Linked DNA regions of Homo sapiens: region 1 is linked to region 2. Evidence: read pairs that join two places in POLR2A ChIA-PET (ENCODE). Cell type or tissue: PC-9. All regions are shown on one strand. Each heading gives the region's core, and the rest is flanking DNA. Links, peaks and the distances in the headings are about the cores only. Region 1 overlaps PPP1CB (protein phosphatase 1 catalytic subunit beta). Region 2 overlaps PLB1 (phospholipase B1).

Region 1 (9,297 bases), core at 2,726-5,225, 190 kb before region 2:
CATGAGGATAAAGAAAAACTGGAATTTTATTATTTGTGGTTAACTTCTTCAGGTCAAGGTGTCAAAACAGTAATACAAGTAGAGATTTTTGACACCCACTTGCCATTCATTAAGCAAGTATCTGCAGGCCTCCTATGTGGCAGGCGCCACTCTACGATAAGGAGATACGAATCAGTGAACAAAAGAGAAAAAAAATACCTGCATGGGCGCAATGGCTCATGCCTGTAATCCCAACACTTTGCGAGGCTGAGGTGGGCGGATCACTTGAGCTCAGGAGTTGGAGACCATCCTAGGGAACATGGTAAAACCCCCCACTCTACAAAAATTAGCAGGTATGGTGGCACATGCCTGTAGTCCCACCTACTACGCAGGCTAAGGTGGAAGGATGGCTTGAGCCCAGGAGGTTGCAGTGAGCTGAGATTGTGCCACTGTGCTCCAGCCTGGGCACCATAGCAAGACCCTGTCTCAAAAAAAAAAAAACAAAAAACCCTGCCCATAGAGCTACATTCTAGTCACATACAAGACTGATCTAGGCCTTATGACTTTTAAAGACAAATGTAACAAAGTTTTTTTTTTTTTTTTGAGACGGAGTTTCCCTTGTTGCCCAGGCTGGAGTGCAATGGTGCCATCTTGGATCACTGCAATCTCCACCTCCCAGGTTCAAGTGATTCTCCTGCCCCAGCCTCCCGAGGAGCTGGGACTACAGGTGCGCACCACATCTAGCTAATTTTTGTATTTTTTTTTTAGTAGAGACGGGGTTTCACCATGTTGGCCAGGATGGTTTCGATCTCTTAACCTCGTGATCGGCCCGCCTCGGCCTCCCAAAGTGCTGGGATTACAGGCATGAGCCACCGCGCCTGGCCGACAAATACAACAAAGTTTTAAAGGAGCATTCAACATCCTAATGGATCTGTATAAGAAATAATTGATGATATATTAAAAATAAAATGGGCTGGGCATGATGGCTCATGCCTATAATTCTCCCAGCACTTTGGGAGGCCAAGGCGGCAGGATCACTTGAGCCTGGGAGGCTGAGGCTTCAGTGAGCTGTGATCAGGCTACTGCACTCCAGCCTGGGCGAGAGAGTGAGACCCTGTCTCAAAAAAAAAAAAAAAAAAGGGATTACAACTTGTGTTGTCAGTGAGCATACCCAGAGTTTGGGGAATTCACTAAAAGAAGATTAGGGTCTTCCACTCAAAACAGGCTTTACAGTACAGCAATAAAGACTTTTTAACCTGTTCTTTAATATGACCAATAGAATTAATTTCAGTGGAATTATCAAGCTGCAGTTAAGAGATGTGCTACAAAATCTGAGGCAATTACACTGGGAGGCAGAGATCTGTGTTTCTAAAATTTTTTTTTTTTTTTTTTTGAGATGGAGTCTCGCTCTGTCGCCCAGGCTGGAGTGCAGTGGCGTGATCTCAGCTCACTGCAAGCTCCACCTCCCGGATTCACGCCATTCTCCTGCCTCAGCCTCCCAAGTAGCTGGGACTACAGGCGCCCGCCACCACGCCCAGCTAATTTTTTATGTTTTTAGTAGAGACAGGGTTTCACCATGTTCGCCAGGATGGTCTCGATCTCCTGACATCATGATCTGCCTGCCTCAGCCTCCCAAAGTGCTGGGATTACAGGCATGAGCCGCTGCGCCCGGCTAAAATTTCTTATTGAAGTCAGGTAACAGTTTTATGTGCTGGGCCCAGTTATATGTTGGATCCTGAGCCTCACCCAAGATTTCCTGATAATCTCAATTCCTTATTACATGTGATAAACTACATTTCCTAATATGTAGCTTAATTTTTAAGTTGGTAAATTGAGTAGTTATGAGTTCTACAAGACATTAAGTTTTCTCCAGCAACTCCACCCTGCACATCCTCCTTCTCAGGGATTTTTATTAAACTAAGAGCTAGAGAGACAAAGTTTATATTTATTCAAGAATGGAACAGGTGTCAGTCTGTCAATAACCTGCTGGTAAACAGCAGCACTGTCAGAAACCATGCCAATTATCAGTTTGAGTTATACATATATTGGAGGTAGCATTTCAACACTCTGGTTTTGTTTCTTTGGCTTTTTTTTTTTCCAAAAAATATACTAGGAGATTTAAGACTTACTTCAGATTAAACTTGTTACATTAAGAAAACACTCTTGGCCGGGAGAGGTGGCTCACGCCTGTAATCCCAGCACTTTGGGAGGCCGAGGCAGGCAGATCATGAGGTCAGGAATTAGAGACCAGCCTGGCCAACATGGTGAAACCCCGTCTCTACTAAAAATACAAAAATTAGCTGGGTGTGGTGGCAGGCTCCTGTAATCCCAACTACTCAGGAGGCTGAGGCTGGAGAATCGCTTGAACCTGGGAGGTGGAGGTTGCAGTGAGCCAAGATCATGCCATTGCACTCCAGCCTGGGAGACAAGAGCAAGACTCTCTCTCAAAAAAAAAAAAAAGAAAAAAAGAAAAAAAGAAACTCCTCTGGACTACTTTTTTCTGTTGCACTGTATTACTTGCCTTTGTGGTTTTGTCGAGAATCAGTGTTTACATGATAGACCATAAATTACTGTGCCTTTTAATAAATTTGTACAATAATCTATGAAAGTTCTAGATGTTTAGCTGTGATGTCACTGGTTTTGTAGGAAAAATTTGGCCTGTAAATCTGCTGAATCATTCTGATTAGGCAGCTGTAAAAATTAATACATATTTTAACTTGCCGATCCTATGCCAGGCTTCACTGAAAAGCCTCCAGGAACAGACCTTAGGTTCCCACCTTTTTGCATATAGTATCTGAAAGGAATGCTGAACCTATTAGCCTCAGGCCGTTAGTTTGTTCTCTCTTACACACACACACACACACACACACACACACAAACCCTCCCCACCCGCACCCCCTGTTCACTTGCTATCTTCCACCCTGTATACCCCAAACAATGTGGTGTTGTAAGTAAGATTTCATAATCACATAAACTAGCAAAGATCCCTAAGAGGAAAGAAGCAAAGATTTATGGTCATTTTTGTAAAAATAAGGTTTAATAAAACATCAGCAATCTGCATGAGAAGGTAAATTACAATGAGAAACTTAAAAAGCTTACGGTCTAAGTCAACCAATGTAGAAGGTAGTGGTTGAAGAAAACAAGCTTTGACTTTTAAAATTTCCTAACCAGGGGATTTATTTAGAAATTCTGGCATTCAAATGTACATGTAAAATCCAATTTAACAGATCAAAATTGTTACACTAAGTTTCACTTAGTATCTAAGTATCCAATCACAATTGTATCTAAGTTTCACTTTTAAGAAACATTATAAAGGTAATTAAAACTCTAGGTGTATACTTATATGGAACTAGTTTATTTCCTATTTAACTACTGTTCATTGCGTAAAGTATGTTGTCCCAATTTTCAGCTGTTTTAAGGAATTATAAAACATTGAGATCTACTAGGAAGAGGGAAAGCCTACTTCTAAGTGATGCCACTAGTACAATCAGGCTTGGATTAAGTCTCTTCTCAGGGGCAGCTTTGATTTAGCCATGGACTCACAAGGAAAACAAGAGGTGGATTTGGTTAGGGAGCAACAGCAAATTCAGCCCGACCATATTCCTAATCTAAACACATTTTCAGCATAAAGATGTAAAAACAATTTTTTTTGGTTCAAAAGTTATGGTTGCCATGGAGACAAAAAGAATATACCTGAATTTATAAACTGAGATATATTTCAGCTCCTTGGCTTAAAATAATACATCTTTATATTCTTGAGACATATCTCAAGATGTTCCTTGCTTTGCCTTGAATAAAAATTTTTTTGAAAAGCCTATGTTTCTCGTGAACACACTCATACTTCAAATTTACCACCTATTTTAAGCTTTAAAATTCTTCTTGCCAGCATTTTTCAGCTAAAAAAAATCATTTCACGAATGTTTAGGTACTTTTTACAATGAAGGGATATGGCAGCATGGATACTGGGTAGCTGGCTAGGCTCTAAATACCTGATGACTCAACGCTTTGCACAAACCAGTCTTGCTGATTATTAAAATTTGTCCCTGGGCAAAATTAAAGCAATGCATGTTAAGGCTTCAAATGCAAAGGATTCACTGTAGTTGATTCTTTCAAGAATAGAAATCGACCATAACTTTGCTTTATAATCCATGTGATACACCACATTATAACAGATATCTACTGTGTTTCATGATTTCTGAATGTCATAACATTTGGATTAAATTGTATACAAAAAAATCACTAACCTGAAAAAAATCAGAGGAAAGAACAATATAAATTAGTGACACTGGAATTACAGAATCATTTTCTCCTAAGAAACAAAGTTTTATTTATTTCAAGTCGTGTTGCCAAGCAAATATTTGTAAAGAACACATTTTTATGACTGGAGGCTGTTTAAGTGGTTTTAAGAGTGCTTGAATAATTTTTAAACATGATAAATTTCCATCCTTTAAATTTAATGACCAATATTAATTAGCTTAAGTAGTGATTATTTTTTCACATTTAGTCTTTAAAAAAAAAAAAAAGGATTCCTATTAACCAACATACTTAGTCTTGACCTGGATGAATTTACAAAAGCCAGACAATGGGATACAGATTAATGTGGTTTAATACTGAGATTAATCAACATTGCCCTTTTTCCCTGCCAAAGGCTTATTTTCTAGACCTGCTTCACTATGACTACTAAAAGTGTACAACTAAAATTTTATTAGAAATCGCTCAGCTTACACACTCCAATCAGGAAGTTATTTAAATCACCTCAGATAAAACCTTTGTGACCTAACCTAATACATCATATGCAGATCATGAATACTTTCAGAAAAGAATCATTTCAATATGTCAAGGACATAGTATCTATGTGAATAAAATGTGTGCTTAAATGTCTCACTGTAAGGAAAAAAAAAATCAGTCAGGCTTCATATCAATTAGACAACTTTTACTAAATGAGAAAACTACATTTAAAATGTGCTTTAAAACAAAACGGAATTAGAAAAAAAGACATATGCATTTTAAAGAACTTTTGCACTGTGCTGAAAATGAAATATCTCTTGCAGTAAGTAATACAATGTGCCAATTCATAAAATGTAAGTTAACAGGTTTCTCAATTTAACATTTTCAAAGACGATATTAAGGTCAAAAATGTCACATCTATGGTAGCACATATAGAAGGGCATTATAGATATGATGTCCATCCCTATGAAGCTTACAAATTTGACAATGCTCAATAAAAGCTTTTAGAATCACATCCAATAGTGTCACAGTCAAAGAATCACAAATCTGTGTCCTGTAAGTTCTCTCCTTCTAAAATCTTCATGTTAACTTTTCTACTCATTGCCATTTGTTAATACTAACCCTTAAAAAAAAGAAATAGGAAAAGAAAGGCTGCAATAAACTTGATCAGGTACAGAAATTATTGCTACTATACTTCACTACAAAGCTTGTCTATACAGTATCATATGACCTTTGATTATGAAAAAATCAGAATAAAAATCTTTAGTGACATAAGCCTTACAATCGTATACAACATTCACATGGCAATATTAGACAGTTAAGCACCCAATACCCATAGTTGACAAAATGTCCCACTGACCAGCATTCATTTAAATACATCCTTCGTATAGAGGGAGGAAAAAGAGACAGTGTCAGCTTTCCAAGGCTTGTCAAAAAAGGATTCTCATGTACTGTGGATCTAAAAACAAACAACAACTCAAAAAAAAAAAAAAAAAAAAAAAGAAAGAAAAAAGAAAAAGAAAACCAATGCAGGTGAAGGTGTTACCAGGAAGTTAAGCATGCCAAAAGGTGTTCCGTGCGAATGAAAACCTAAAGCCAAGGTACCACATAATCACATTACCAACTAGTTGGGTAATACTATATGAGCCTTATCTTAAATGAAATGCTACTGCACAATAGAGCATCAATAAGTTAAAAATTAGAGTGCACAAATCCAAATCAGTGTCAATTCCTGTATAAAGCAAAATATTCACTATCAGCTGTAAAGTTTGCCCAGTCAAACTGTATGATTAAAATCACTGGATTGGACAATGTGCGTATTTTTTTTTAAAACAATCAATCTCTAAAATTCCTTTTTAATGTAATGAGGCGAAAGTTTTCTTAGTAAGATTAAACAGATATCTAAGTAGATAAACAAGGGAAAATAATAGTTGGTGAATGTCTGTAAAGCTCTTCCCATATTTCACTTTTAAAAATGTTTAGGGAAAAAAATTAGAAGTATTTGCCATTATTCTAGTGAAAACAAACAAAAACAAAACAAGCTCAAAATAATTAAACAACCAAGCAACACTAAAACCACATTACACAGATGGATCATCATGCTTTCATCTGGTTTAACTATCACATCTAGTTTAACTGGGATGCTTTTCAACTTTAAAAATTGTGATACATGAAGATGTAACTTTAATGGATAATTTTGAATTTGGATTTAACTTTGTTGACTATAACAGAGTATACTTATTACAATACAGTGTAGCACATCTTTCTATTAGAAAAAAATTTAAGATCCTTTACCCGTCTCCTTAAGTTAAAGGTGTGACATCATAAAGGGTGTCAAATGGCTGGATGGTTTTACAGTGCACACTTATATATTATGAAGTATGTCCTTAACAAATCTGATGGTTTCTTTACAGAATTCCTTTCTTCACCTTTTCTTCGGCGGATTAGCTGTTCGAGGTGGAGTGACAGGACGTCCAGAATTCAGTCCACCATACTGGTATTTAGCTTTCTTTTCAGATGGTTTCAATATCTTAAAGTAAATTATTAACAAATAATGTTATTTTTTCATGTACAGAAGTTAAGAAAATTGTTACAATTGTGATTTTCAATAAATGGCATAAACTGCAAAAATGCAATAAAAATGTAGAATAGCAAAGTTCCATAAACATTTCTTAAAGTGTGCAAATGTCTGAACTTTGTCATTCCACTCATATTTTAATAACAAAAGTACACTAACTCTATCAACTATCCAATCCTTAGATTTAAGTAAAAAACTTTTTGAACTTAGTGTATCTCTGTTGTGAGGAAAAGAACACTGGTTTAAGAGTCAGAAGATCTATGTTGTCATCATAATTCTGATACAGTAACTTAGGAGGGTAACTAACCTACAAGTCACAAACCCTTCAGACCTTATTTATTTATGTATAAATAGATCTTTTTACTTAAAAAACAGCTTTATTGATATAAATCTAATTTTAGAACATTTGTCACCCCAAAAAGAAAGCTTGTTCCCATCAGCAGTCACTCCCCATTCCTGCTCTCCACATCCTCTAACTCTAACCAACTACTAATCTACTATGTGTCTCTATAGAATTGCCTATTCTGAACATTTCATATAACTGGCATCATATAATATGTGGTCTTTTGTGACTGGCTTCTTTCACTCAGGTTTTCAAAACCAGTTTTGAAGTATCAGTCCTTCATTCCTTTTTATTGCTGAGTTGTACATTGTACAGTCCATTGTATGGATGTACCACAGTTTATCTATTCAGTAGCTGATGGACATCTGAATTGTGTGACTTTTTCGGCTATAAGGAATAATGCACATTTATGTAACAGTTTTTGTGTGAACATGTTTTCATATATCTTGGGTATATACCTAGAGGTAAAACTGCTGCATCATATGAGAACTCTATTCCCACCATTAATGTATGAAGATTCTAATGCCTCCAAATCCTTGCCAAAACTTGATACAGTCTGGCTTTTTTACTACACTCATTCTGGTGGATGTAAATAGAGCTTTAACCTACATTATACATAAAAAAGTCATGATTTTCCAAAACTAAAACAGTATAGAAATATGTACAAAGTATTTTTTAAAAACTATTTAGAACATAATAGTGCCTTAGTGAAGAGAATATATTAATCCAACACCACTATGACAACTGCTGGAAGGATAAGGTATGGTTACTATATTTAATTTGTAAATGAGCAATCAACCATTTACCATTCAATTGTACTAATTGATGGAAACAGTATATTATGATAAAGAGAAAGAGGAATGGGAAAGCCCCAATGCATTTTAAGAGAAATACAGTGTGTGTACATCAAAGACATAGAATAGCCTTTGCAAAAGCAAAGTACTGAAGCTGTTTTACTCAGTGAACAAGAATGATTTGTAGGAGCACACTAAAGCTAAAACTGGCCTCTTTTAAAAATGTAAATGTTGAAACCAAAAGTTGGTTCTTCAAAAGAATAAACAAGATAGACTGCTAGCTAGATTAAGAAAAGATCCAAATAAGCACAATCTGAAATGAGAAAGGTGACATTACAACCAACCCCACAGACATACAAAATACCTAGAGATTATAAACACCTGTGCACACAAACTAGGAAACCTAGAATAAATGAATACATTCACAAAAACACACATGCGCTCCCAAGAAATGAATTCATAGAAACACACATGACCTCCTAAGAAATGAATAAATTCATAGAAACACACACAAACTCCGAAGACTGAACCAGGAGGAAATTAAAATCCTGAACAGAACAATAACAAGTTCCAAAACTGAATCAGTAATAAAAAAACCTATAAACCAAAAAAAGCCCTGGCCCAGAAAGATTCACAGCTGAATTATATCAGATGTACAAAGAGCTAGTACCAATCCTACTGAAACTATTCCAAACAATCCAGGAAGAGGACCTCCCCCCTAACTCAGTCTACGAAGTGAGCATCATTGTAATACCAAAACCTAGCAGAGGCACAAGGAAAAAAGAAAACCTCAGGCCAATATCCCTGATGAACACAGATGCAAAATCGTCAACAAAATACTAAAACCGAATCCAGCAACACATCAAAAAGTTAACTCACCACAATCAAGAAGGGTTTATTCCTGGGGTGCAAGGTTTCAACATATGCAAATCAATAAATGTGATTCACCTCATAAAATTAAAAACAAACACCATATGATCATCTCAATAGATGCAGAAAGGCTTTCAATACAATTCAACACCCTTTCATGTTAAAAACCCTCAACAAATTAGGCACTGAAAAATTAGGAACATACCTCAAAATAGTAAGAGCCATCTGACAAACCCACAGCCAACATCGTACTGAAAAGGGAAATGCTGGAAGCATTCCCCTTGAGAACTGGAACAAGAGACTAGGATGACCATTCTCACCACCCCTATTCAACAGAGTACTGAAAGTCCCTGCCAGAGTAATCAGGCAAGATAAAGAAATAAAAGGCATCCAAATAAGAAGAGAGGAAGATAAACAATCTTTACTGACGATAATGATTCTATACACAGAAAACCCCATAGACTCCGCCAAAACGTGCCTGGAACTGATGAACAACTTTGTTAATC
Region 2 (9,297 bases), core at 4,088-6,587:
GCCTTTCCACATCTTTTTCCATGTTCATGCCAAAATGGAAACACATTCACACACATGTGGGGCTGGTGTTTGTTTCTACCGAAATAACTACCCTATTTTAAAAGTCCTAGGTGGAGGGGAACAACGCACACGGGGGCCTATCAGACAGTGGAGGGTGTGAGGAGGGAGAGGATCAGGAAACATAACTCATAGGTACCAGGCTTAATACCTGGGTGATTAAATAATCTGTGCAACAAACCCCATGCCACAAGTTTACCTGTGTAACAAACCTGCACATGTACCCCTGAACTTAGAAGTTAAAAAATAAAAATAAAACATCCAAGTCCTATATGTCATCTATGTGACTATGCATTTCTTTCTGTGTACGTTTCTTGTTTTTCCAGCCAGACAGGTTGCTGGGGGGCTATGACTGTGTTTCATACCTCATTTCCCTTAGAATTGCTAATAGAGTGTTGGTGTACACAACAATGGCTAAGTAATTGGCGAACACAATTCACTTAGCAAGACTGTGCTATGTGTGAGGAACCGGGCTCCCTCTGCCCCAAAGCACATGTCCTTAAATGGAGTAGGGAGCATGGGGCAGTGTGTGTGTAAGACCTGCCACTCTGAGTCTGGGTAGATGGAGATGAGTCCCCTGATGAAGGCAGGCAGACTTGAATGAGTGCCATCACACACCAACAAAACGCCTGTGAACAGTGGGGAAGGCGGGGATTGCTTCTCCCTGGGGAATTGAGGGGAGGCCTCATGGACGAGGGGGCTTTGAGCAGAACTGGGAAGGTGGCGAGACAGGGCATTCTACATCTCCTGGCTGTGTTTCAGTGCCTGACATGGGTAGGCCCTCAGTAACACGGGCTCAGCACTGAAAGCGGAGCCAATGCTGGGGAAGCACAGATTCTGCGCAGGGCCTGGCTGGACTCTGAGCTGCCCATCCTGGTTCATGGCTCACTACTCACAGTCAGAGAGTCACCCAGGGCGGCCACCACTTTGATGTCTGCTGGTCGGAGCTGGTGGACTAGGGGAGACAAGCAGAGAGGTGGTTGTGGGGGCTGGGGGTATCTACCTCTTAAAGTACACATTTTACCAGAAGTCTATAACTCTGTCCCACTGCTCCCCATTGTACTTATTTTCAGCTTAAGGCTTTAGCAGTTTTGCCCCTCCCATTCATTCAGACCAACCAAGGCACTGCAGGGAATGGGTTCCATGGCTATCATCCACCCTCAGAAGAGCCTGATTGACATTGGGGTGGTCCAGGAAAGTTCCAGCTGCAGGGTCATGTAGCACAGGCAGGTAGATCCCAATCCCTGACTCTACCTGCCTCACTGGGCAGGGAGGCCTAAGGGACTGCCACTGGGACTATAAGGAGACAAGAAGTAGCATCCAATGGAGAGCTCTGTGCACCTCCACATGGAAGCCCAGCTGTGGCGGCAGGCCGCAGGATCTAGGTCTGCACTGCAGGGGAATTAGCAAGTCCTGCTTAAAGCTCCAGGGTATGTTTGCAGGGTCTCCCCACAACCTGATATTCGGCAAGGCCCTTAATTGAAGGAGATGATGATGTTTTCACTCACCAGAGGTTGGAACACTATTGGAAGCCTTCCACTCTGTACACAGGAAGTCACTGCCCCAGTTCTAAATCAACAGGAGAAAAGATTCAGTGCCCAACACTCATTGTGCAGGGAGATAAGCTTCAGCCCAAGAAGAACCAGCTAAGGGATTTTTGATGGAGGCTAGAAATGAGTCACCATACAGGATCATGTGAGGGAAAGAACTGTGAGTTATAGGTGGGCTAGGAGGGAAATTAAAGGGGGAGAAATGGGTGTGTCTAGCTACCCCTATGCACAACCCATAGTGCATGTCTCCACATGTGCACCCACACACCACCTTTCTTATCCCCATATATCTATGCTTTGAATGGAGCCAGTGGCTGCCCCAAAGCAGGGAAGAAAACCATGAAGTCCTACACAGGTGGGTCTCCCAAAGGAACACAGCATTTGGATGCCTAACATGAGATTACAGGTATGTGTGTTTTATAAAATTAAGCTAACTGACACTAATTATAATGGTAGAACCTAGACAATAATTAAAATATTTTTAGAATAATAACACAAAATATTTTAAAATTGTAAAGCTCCTGGTTTCTGCCTGTCTTTTCTGGATACCTGTATGTCTTTTTGCATATTTAACTTAACAGCCTTATTCCTTATATGTTTTTAAATTGATGTAAGCAACCCTGGATGCTTTTAGTCAATTTTCTTTGTCTCTAATACAGAACATATTTTCCAGGTGCTGGGGAAAGGAGTGGGATGGGAAGCAGAGGGCATAGAAATGATTAGTACCAGAAATCTGGGGGAAAATTGAGTATCTTCCCAAAGTCTCAAATATATGCATACTGAGTATGGAGTAGGGCTTGACCAGCAGATTGACTGTCCAGGAGTCTGACTGCCAGATGCTATGAAAACTCATCTCATCTGTTCAGTCAGATGATGAAGATAAGACTTGTTGAAATATTCCTATCATGAGAGAGCAAAAATGGAACTTCTTTTAAATATTATTTGCTTAATCCTATGGAATTTGGTTTTTTCCCAAGGGATTGCTCAATTCATCATTCTGATGGATTTCTTCTGTTTAAAGGTTTAATGAACTCAAGAGCATGCTTGTGTGCAGATGACAAATACTCACAGAAAATGCAACGTAAAAAGTTATTCAGCCATCAGCACATGAGATATATCTCAGATAGTTGGTGAACCAGAGATAAGCATATTCCATGTAGATTAACAGATCCTGGTTGGAATTGAAACGTGCTCATCCGTCACAAGGGAAGAACCATGCACCACACCCAAAATCAGTGCATCCAAATCCCCTGAAGATCTTAAGCTGCAGATTCTGATTCAGCAGGTTTGGGGTGGTGCCCAGGACTCTGCATTTCTAAAAAGCTCCCAGGTAAAGCCTCTTTGTGGCCACTTTATTAGTTTTGCTTTTATTATTTTTAATTGACATATTAAGTGTACATACTTATGAGGCATAGTGTGATATTTTGATACATCTCTACAATGTGCAGTGATCAAATCAGGGTAATTAGCCTATCCCTCACTTCAAATATTTACCATTTCTTTGTGTTGGGAACATTCAAAATCTGCTGTTCTAGCTATTTGAAAATATATGGTAAACTGTTAACTATAGTCACCCTACTGTGCTATAAAACACTAGAAATTCTCCTTCCTATATAGCTGTAATTTTCTGTTAATCAATTTCTGCTATCTCTACTCCCCAACCACCATCCACCCTTCCCAGCCTCTAATAACCACTATTTATACTCTACTTCTGTGAAGTCAACTTCTTAAGCTTCCGCATATGGTGAGAACATGTAGTATTTGTCTTTCTGTGCCTGACTTATTTCACTTAACGTAATGTCCTCTAGGCTCATTCACGTTACCTCAGATGACAGAATTTTGTTTCTGTGGTTACTTTGAGTAGAAAGCTGTTAAAACAAACACACGCCCTTCTAGCTCTGGGATTTTTAGCTCTTCCAGCAGCAAAAGCAAAGATGCATGAGACTGAAGAACCAAGAGGGCAGATCCAGACCCATTCGGCTCACCACTGTCTACCGAGCACTTAGTGCAGTGCCCACTCTACATAGGCATCCAATAGGTAAATGAATAAATGAAGAAATGCCTGATTCACAAGATGCAGCTGACATTTCAATTCTCAGGGAATTTGGTCACTGGTTCAATGAGGACAAGCCTCCACTGGGCTAACGTGAGCCTGAGAAAATTCAGAGAGGCTGGACACAGCATAACCCGCAGCCAGCAATCTGGTATTGCTTGCACCCCAGAGCTTAGCATCCAATAGTTCTTAATGATTTCATATGGGTTAGTTTCTTCAGCTGGCTTATAAAATGTCTTTCCCCAATCACTCCTGCTGATGGCCAACCCATTCTACACATAGCAGTCAGGGAGATCTTTGAAAGACGTGAACCAGATCATGTCACTCTCTCCTGAGACCGCCAATGCCTTCCCATCTTTCTCCACTTGAAATCCAGTGGTTTTACTCAGTAATTCAGGCTTTGTGTGATCTGGCTCCTTGGCACTCCTGATCTCATTTCCCCCACTCTCCACCTCATTCTCATGCCCCCAGCCACTCTGACCTTCTTTCTCTTCCCCAAATACACCCAACACAGTCCCACTTCTGAGCCTGTGTGGTCCATGGTCCTTCTGCCTGGGACTGTGTTCCTGGCTCCCTGTATAGCAAGTGTCTCCTCATTATGCATGTCTCAGTTTAAATCTCACCTCAGGAAGGCCTGGCCTGCATGGTGCACCTGAATTTGCCTCCCTTGCCCCAGCCCCATCACGCTCCTCAGAGCTGTCATCACTATCTGAAATGACCATGCCTAGCCATGTATATAAGACACCTTTCTCAGTAGATTGTAAGCTACGTGAGGGCCGGGATCCATCTGTCTGGTTAACATTTCTGTCTTCCTGGAATAGTGTCTGGCACATAGTATGTGCTCAATAATTGTGAAATTCTACTGGGCTCTCACTTCCCTTGGTCCGGACCATGTTCGATACTTCTCTGCATGCCTTCTAGCCCCTAACATGAGACTGGATATAATATAGGTGTGAAACTGAAACTGCGGGTCAAACCCCATCCTGGTGACCAACAGACCTGATCCGGACCAGGCCTGACTGCCAGTCATGGTATAGTCCGGGGTCCTCCAGGCCGTCTTTGCAGTGGCCGTCCTAGGCTCACAGACATGGTTAATCCAATGGAATTAACCATGGGCTCTGAATCCTCAGCACTAGAATGATTGACTTGAACCAAACAAGGCCTAGGGGCCCACAGGAACATGAACGTGCCTCCACTTCCTTTTGGGTCCCATCCCCAGAATTGTAGTTCCCTCCCACTCAGCCTCCACCTTCCAAGAAGTCAACGCCACATCACACCAGCTGCCTCTCCCTCTTGAGAGGCTGAGCTGCCTAAGCAGTAACCACGTCTGTGAGCCCAGGATTGCCAAGGTCAAAGAAAATCGATCCATAGACACTTCCTCTGCTTGGGGGCTGACGTCAGGTAAGCAACTTGAGAACATGTTAGGACAATCCTGGGGCTTCGTGGTCCGGGAGCCTTTTCTGTACATTCCAATCCCCAGTATGTAAGAAGTACATTTCTGCTTCAGTGAATACTCTGAAACCTGTACCACACCCGAGCCCCTGGCAGGTGGAAATGGTTTGTGTCTGAGAGAGGCAGATGTGAGTCAGGGGTTACCTCAATGGCTGGCTTGATGGGGTACGTGTAGTTACTATTCCGAGGGGTTCTCAGGAAGGGCTCATTCTAAGAGAAAAAAAAACACATGGAGAAGTTATCTGACAGCACTGAAGTTTGCTTGAGAAGGAGAAAAACTAACAATCCTGCCCTGTAGATTTATTTAACATGATTCTTCTGCACTTATATAGAAAGAACTGTATAAACATAATTTCATTCATTCCCCCGGAGGGTTTTACATAACAGCTTTGGCAAGGGATGGACAACAAAAGGCGTGCAGAGGGTTTCATACCCATTGTAGTCTGGGGTCTGTGCTTTTGTGTTCCTCCTAGCAACTGAACAGCTCCCTAATCCTCAGACCTATCTATTTTCTTGGCTTTGTAATTTCTCTAGCAAGGGATTCATGTTTCAGCATTTTTTTAATCTTCCAGAAAGTGTTATGATTATCAATATATTTGAGTATCTGTAATGTTTTTCTTTCTGCCTCCTTTGAACTGTATGTCTTTTCCTCTTTAGGTTGGGTTCCTGTATCTTAGTCATTTTTTTTTTCTTGTAAAACACCCTCCTCATTCCCTACTTACCTATCTGTTTTACAATCAGTTTTCACATAAGCCCAGTCAAGAATCCAAGTCCCCCCAGTTGCAGGTGAGGAGTTAGTTAAAGAAGGAAGAAGGAAGCAGACAAAGAAGAAATGGGGAGAAAGCTAATGAGAAAATGTATAAATGACAGCAAAGCAAGATCAAGTTGATAAGACTGAGATCAGGAAACAGCAACCGGGCCCAGGGCTGTGAGCACTCTCACAAAATGTGCTCAGTGGAGTAGTAAGCCCATGGTCTGAAAATGTGAGAATAAAATGGGAACAAGAAGAAAAAACCAGGCTGGCACAGTGGCCCATGCCTGTATTCCCAGCGTTTTGGGAGGCCAGGGTAGGAGGATTGCTTGGGGCCAAGAGTTTAATACCAGCTTGGGAAGCATAGCAAGACCCCATCTCTACGACAAATTAAAAAAATAAATTAGCTCAACATGGTGGCATGTGCCTGTAATCCTAGCTACTCAAGAGGCTGAAGCAGAAGGATTGCTTGAACCCAGGAGTTTGTGGTTACAGTGAGCTATAATTGTGCCAGTGCACTCCAGCCTGGGCAACAGAGTGAGACTCTGTTTCAATAAAAAAAAAAAAAATTAGTCTGGGCACAGTGGCTCACACCTGTAACCCCAGCACTTTGGGAGGCCAAGGGGGGGTTCATCACATGAGGCCAAGAGTTCAAGACCAGCCTGGACAACATGGTGAAACCCTGTCTCTACTAAAAATACAAAAAAAAAAAAAAAAAAATCCAGGTGTGGTACACATCTGTAATCTCAGCTACTTGAGAGGTTGAGGCATGAGAATTGTTTGAACCTGGGAGGCAGGGGTTGCAGTAAGATGAGATCATGCCAGTTCACTCCAGTCTGGGTAACAGAGCAAGACTCTGTTTCAAAAAAAAAAAAAAAAAGGGAAAACCAGAATGTTGGAAAAGTGATCTCGTCTCATACCTGACCACATGTACGCAACCATGTTCTTGCCTGGCATTGTAGATGACTGACTTTGCAACCCCCAAATGCCCCACTTTATAGATGAGCAGCTGCTGAGCCCCAGAGTGAGGAAGGGACGGGTTCCAGGTTAGGGAACAAGTGATGAATGCCAAACTGGGGCCAGAGCTGACTGGACAAGCCTCTTGCCTGGTTCCGTTCCTCACACTGGAGGTCAGGCCAACAAAAACCCTGTTGGTCAGACAGCGGGAAAGGAAGAGAGGGACTCAGCAGCGACTGGGAGGACAGAGTCCACCCACACAGAGCTCTCAGCCCCCAGCTCAGATACTGGTTCCCTGAGGCACCCGACAAGTCTCCCCTTTCCCTGGTCTCAGCATTCCTGTCTGAAACAGGTAACCGATATCCTTTCTTTCTTGCTTGCTTTTTTGAGACGGAGTCTTGCTCTGTTGCCCAGGCTGGAGTGCAGTGGCGCGATCTCGGCTCACTGCAAACTCTGCCTTCTGGGTTCATGCCATTTTCCTGCCTCAGCCTCCCGAGTAGCTGGGACTACAGGCACCTGCCACCACAAATGGCTATTTTTATTTTTTGTATTTTTAGTAGAGACGGGGGGTTCACCATGTTAGCCAGGATGGTCTCGATCTCCTGACCTGGTGATCCGCCCGCCTCAGCCTCCCAAAGTGCTGGGGTTACAGACGTGAGCCACTGCGCCCAGCCCCTGACATCCTTTCAAGGAGAGGTACTCAGGGCCAAGTGGGAGAAGTGAGCCCTGGACCCTCTACAACAGCATAAGACAGGAGAGGGCTTATGGTGGCAGGTCCATGTAGCTACTTGGGCTTGTCTCGGGTTAACAGTAAGCATTCCCTGAGCATTCACCAACAAAGAGGGCGATCTGGGAGCATGCTATAAACAAGTGACCCATGCTGGTTGAGCAGCTCAAGCGTTAGAGAGCATTTCTAGGTGCCAGGATGAGAGGAGGAGAGAGAGAAACTCACAATTGGCTCAGGTGGGGAGACAGACTTGAGAAGCTGAGGCAGTGAAGCATCAGAGAATGGCATGGCCAGTCAGTGTAGTACCTGCTGAGGAACTGAGGCAAGATTTGGAGAGGTAGGGTCCTCAGAGACAAGACTCAGTGGCATTCTCCCTGCACGTCAAAGGAGCCCAGACTCAGCTTAGGGTCCAGGGGCTGGAGTCAGTCCTACCGTGACCAGAATGGGAGGCACTGAGGGAAGGACAAACTTGACCTTTTTGGAAGTGCTGCGAGTGCAACTGGACAATGTGTTTCATTGAATCTATTTGATCACAAGATCTACAGGTTGGGGAAAGGGAGGCAGAGCTAGAGGGCTAGAGGTCAAGGAGACACTAGAATGTGTTGCAGACTGAGGCCATGGCAAGAACAATTACAGCCCAGGGTTGTGGCAGACAGGCAGCCGGGGTGCCTCAGGGCTTTCCTCCCCCTCCCCTTCTTTTCTTTTTTTTCCAACTCCTATGTTCCTGTCTAATGGGTTTTATTGGGTTTTATTGGGCTTGTTTTTAGCTGGGTTTATTGACCATTGACCATTTGGTGCATGCATGAGTCAGAGTGGTTTAAAGGCCTGGAGCCAAAGCAGATGACGTGAAAGAGGGGTTTGATTGAGCCTGACTGGCTCTTGAAGGCTAGATTTGGAGCCCCCGTGAGTAGAAAGGGGGGCCGACTGAATGGCAGAACAAGGAACCGGTCTAGTAGTTCCAGCCATGCAAAGACGGTGTGGGCTGCCTGGGGAGGCAGAGCCCAGCCAGCCTCCTGATGTGAGTCAGCAACGTGAGTCAGTGGCTGTGGGACAAGGCCATCAACATCCTGGCTGCTTTACCAGGTGTAGTTCCATGGGGAAGGAGGGGTGATTTTCTTCGCTGGTTGTGCTGGTTGGATCAAACCAGATGTACAGTCACCACCTTACAAGGGGCCACATTCCAAGGAGAAATACCCATATGAGGCAGGGGTTGGCAGCCATGTGTGCAATGAGTGGCTGGAACTGAGAAGACTCTCAGCTGGGTGGTGGCAGTCAGAGGCAGGAGGACATAATGGTATTTCACGGGATGTCCTAAGAGGTTTTCTATCCCATTCCATTCAAAAAGTGCTAGTTCCGGCCGAGTGTGGTGGTTCACACATGTAATCCCAGCACTTTGGGAGGCCAGTGTGGGAAGATTGCTTGAGCTCAGGAGTTTGAGACCAGCCTGGGCAACAGAGTGAGACCCCATCACTATTAATTAAAAAAAAAAAAGTGCTGGTTCTTTACCTACACTGATTTCAGGTGGTAAGAAAGTGTGAACATTTGGGGACAGAGAGCATTAGGACAAATACCTAATGCATGCACAGCTTAAAATCTAGATGACCGGTTGATAGGTACAGCAAACCACCATGGCACATGTATACTTATGTAACAAACCTGCACCTTCTGCACATGTATCCTGGAACTTAAAGTCAAATAAATAAATAAATAAAAAAGAAAGTGTGAACATTTAAGCAGAGGCCATAGGGTG

Evidence for each region. ChIA-PET counts read pairs that join two places held together with the same protein. Peaks named below come from ENCODE experiments on the same cell type or tissue, not always from the same donor. Only the 100,000 strongest peaks of a DNase experiment are listed, where the experiment ranks them.
Region 1: POLR2A ChIA-PET joins it to region 2 with 10 read pairs; 3 of 35 experiments call an interaction of 5 or more read pairs at or near these places.

Annotation. Positions count from the first base shown.
Region 1 is chr2:28,796,638-28,805,934 of GRCh38, reverse strand. PPP1CB (protein phosphatase 1 catalytic subunit beta) reads right to left here. Exons shown (of 8, transcript NM_002709.3): 8 at 2,995-6,736. The coding sequence ends at 6,632. Among named protein-coding and RNA genes, the nearest start is that of SPDYA, 9.5 kb to the left of the region's middle. In PC-9, for the core only: no CTCF peak of the experiment used is centred there; a DNase peak (open chromatin) is centred at 3,964; H3K27ac peaks cover 2,500 bases.
Region 2 is chr2:28,610,056-28,619,352 of GRCh38, reverse strand. It overlaps PLB1 (phospholipase B1), which reads right to left. Exons shown (of 58, transcript NM_153021.5): 44 at 5,257-5,322; 45 at 1,566-1,626; 46 at 954-1,012. Among named protein-coding and RNA genes, the nearest start is that of PLB1, 120 kb to the right of the region's middle. RefSeq lists enhancers at 7,712-8,376, 8,357-8,651, 8,421-8,690. In PC-9, for the core only: no CTCF peak of the experiment used is centred there; DNase peaks (open chromatin) are centred at 5,112 and 5,892; H3K4me3 peaks cover 820 bases; H3K27ac peaks cover 2,500 bases.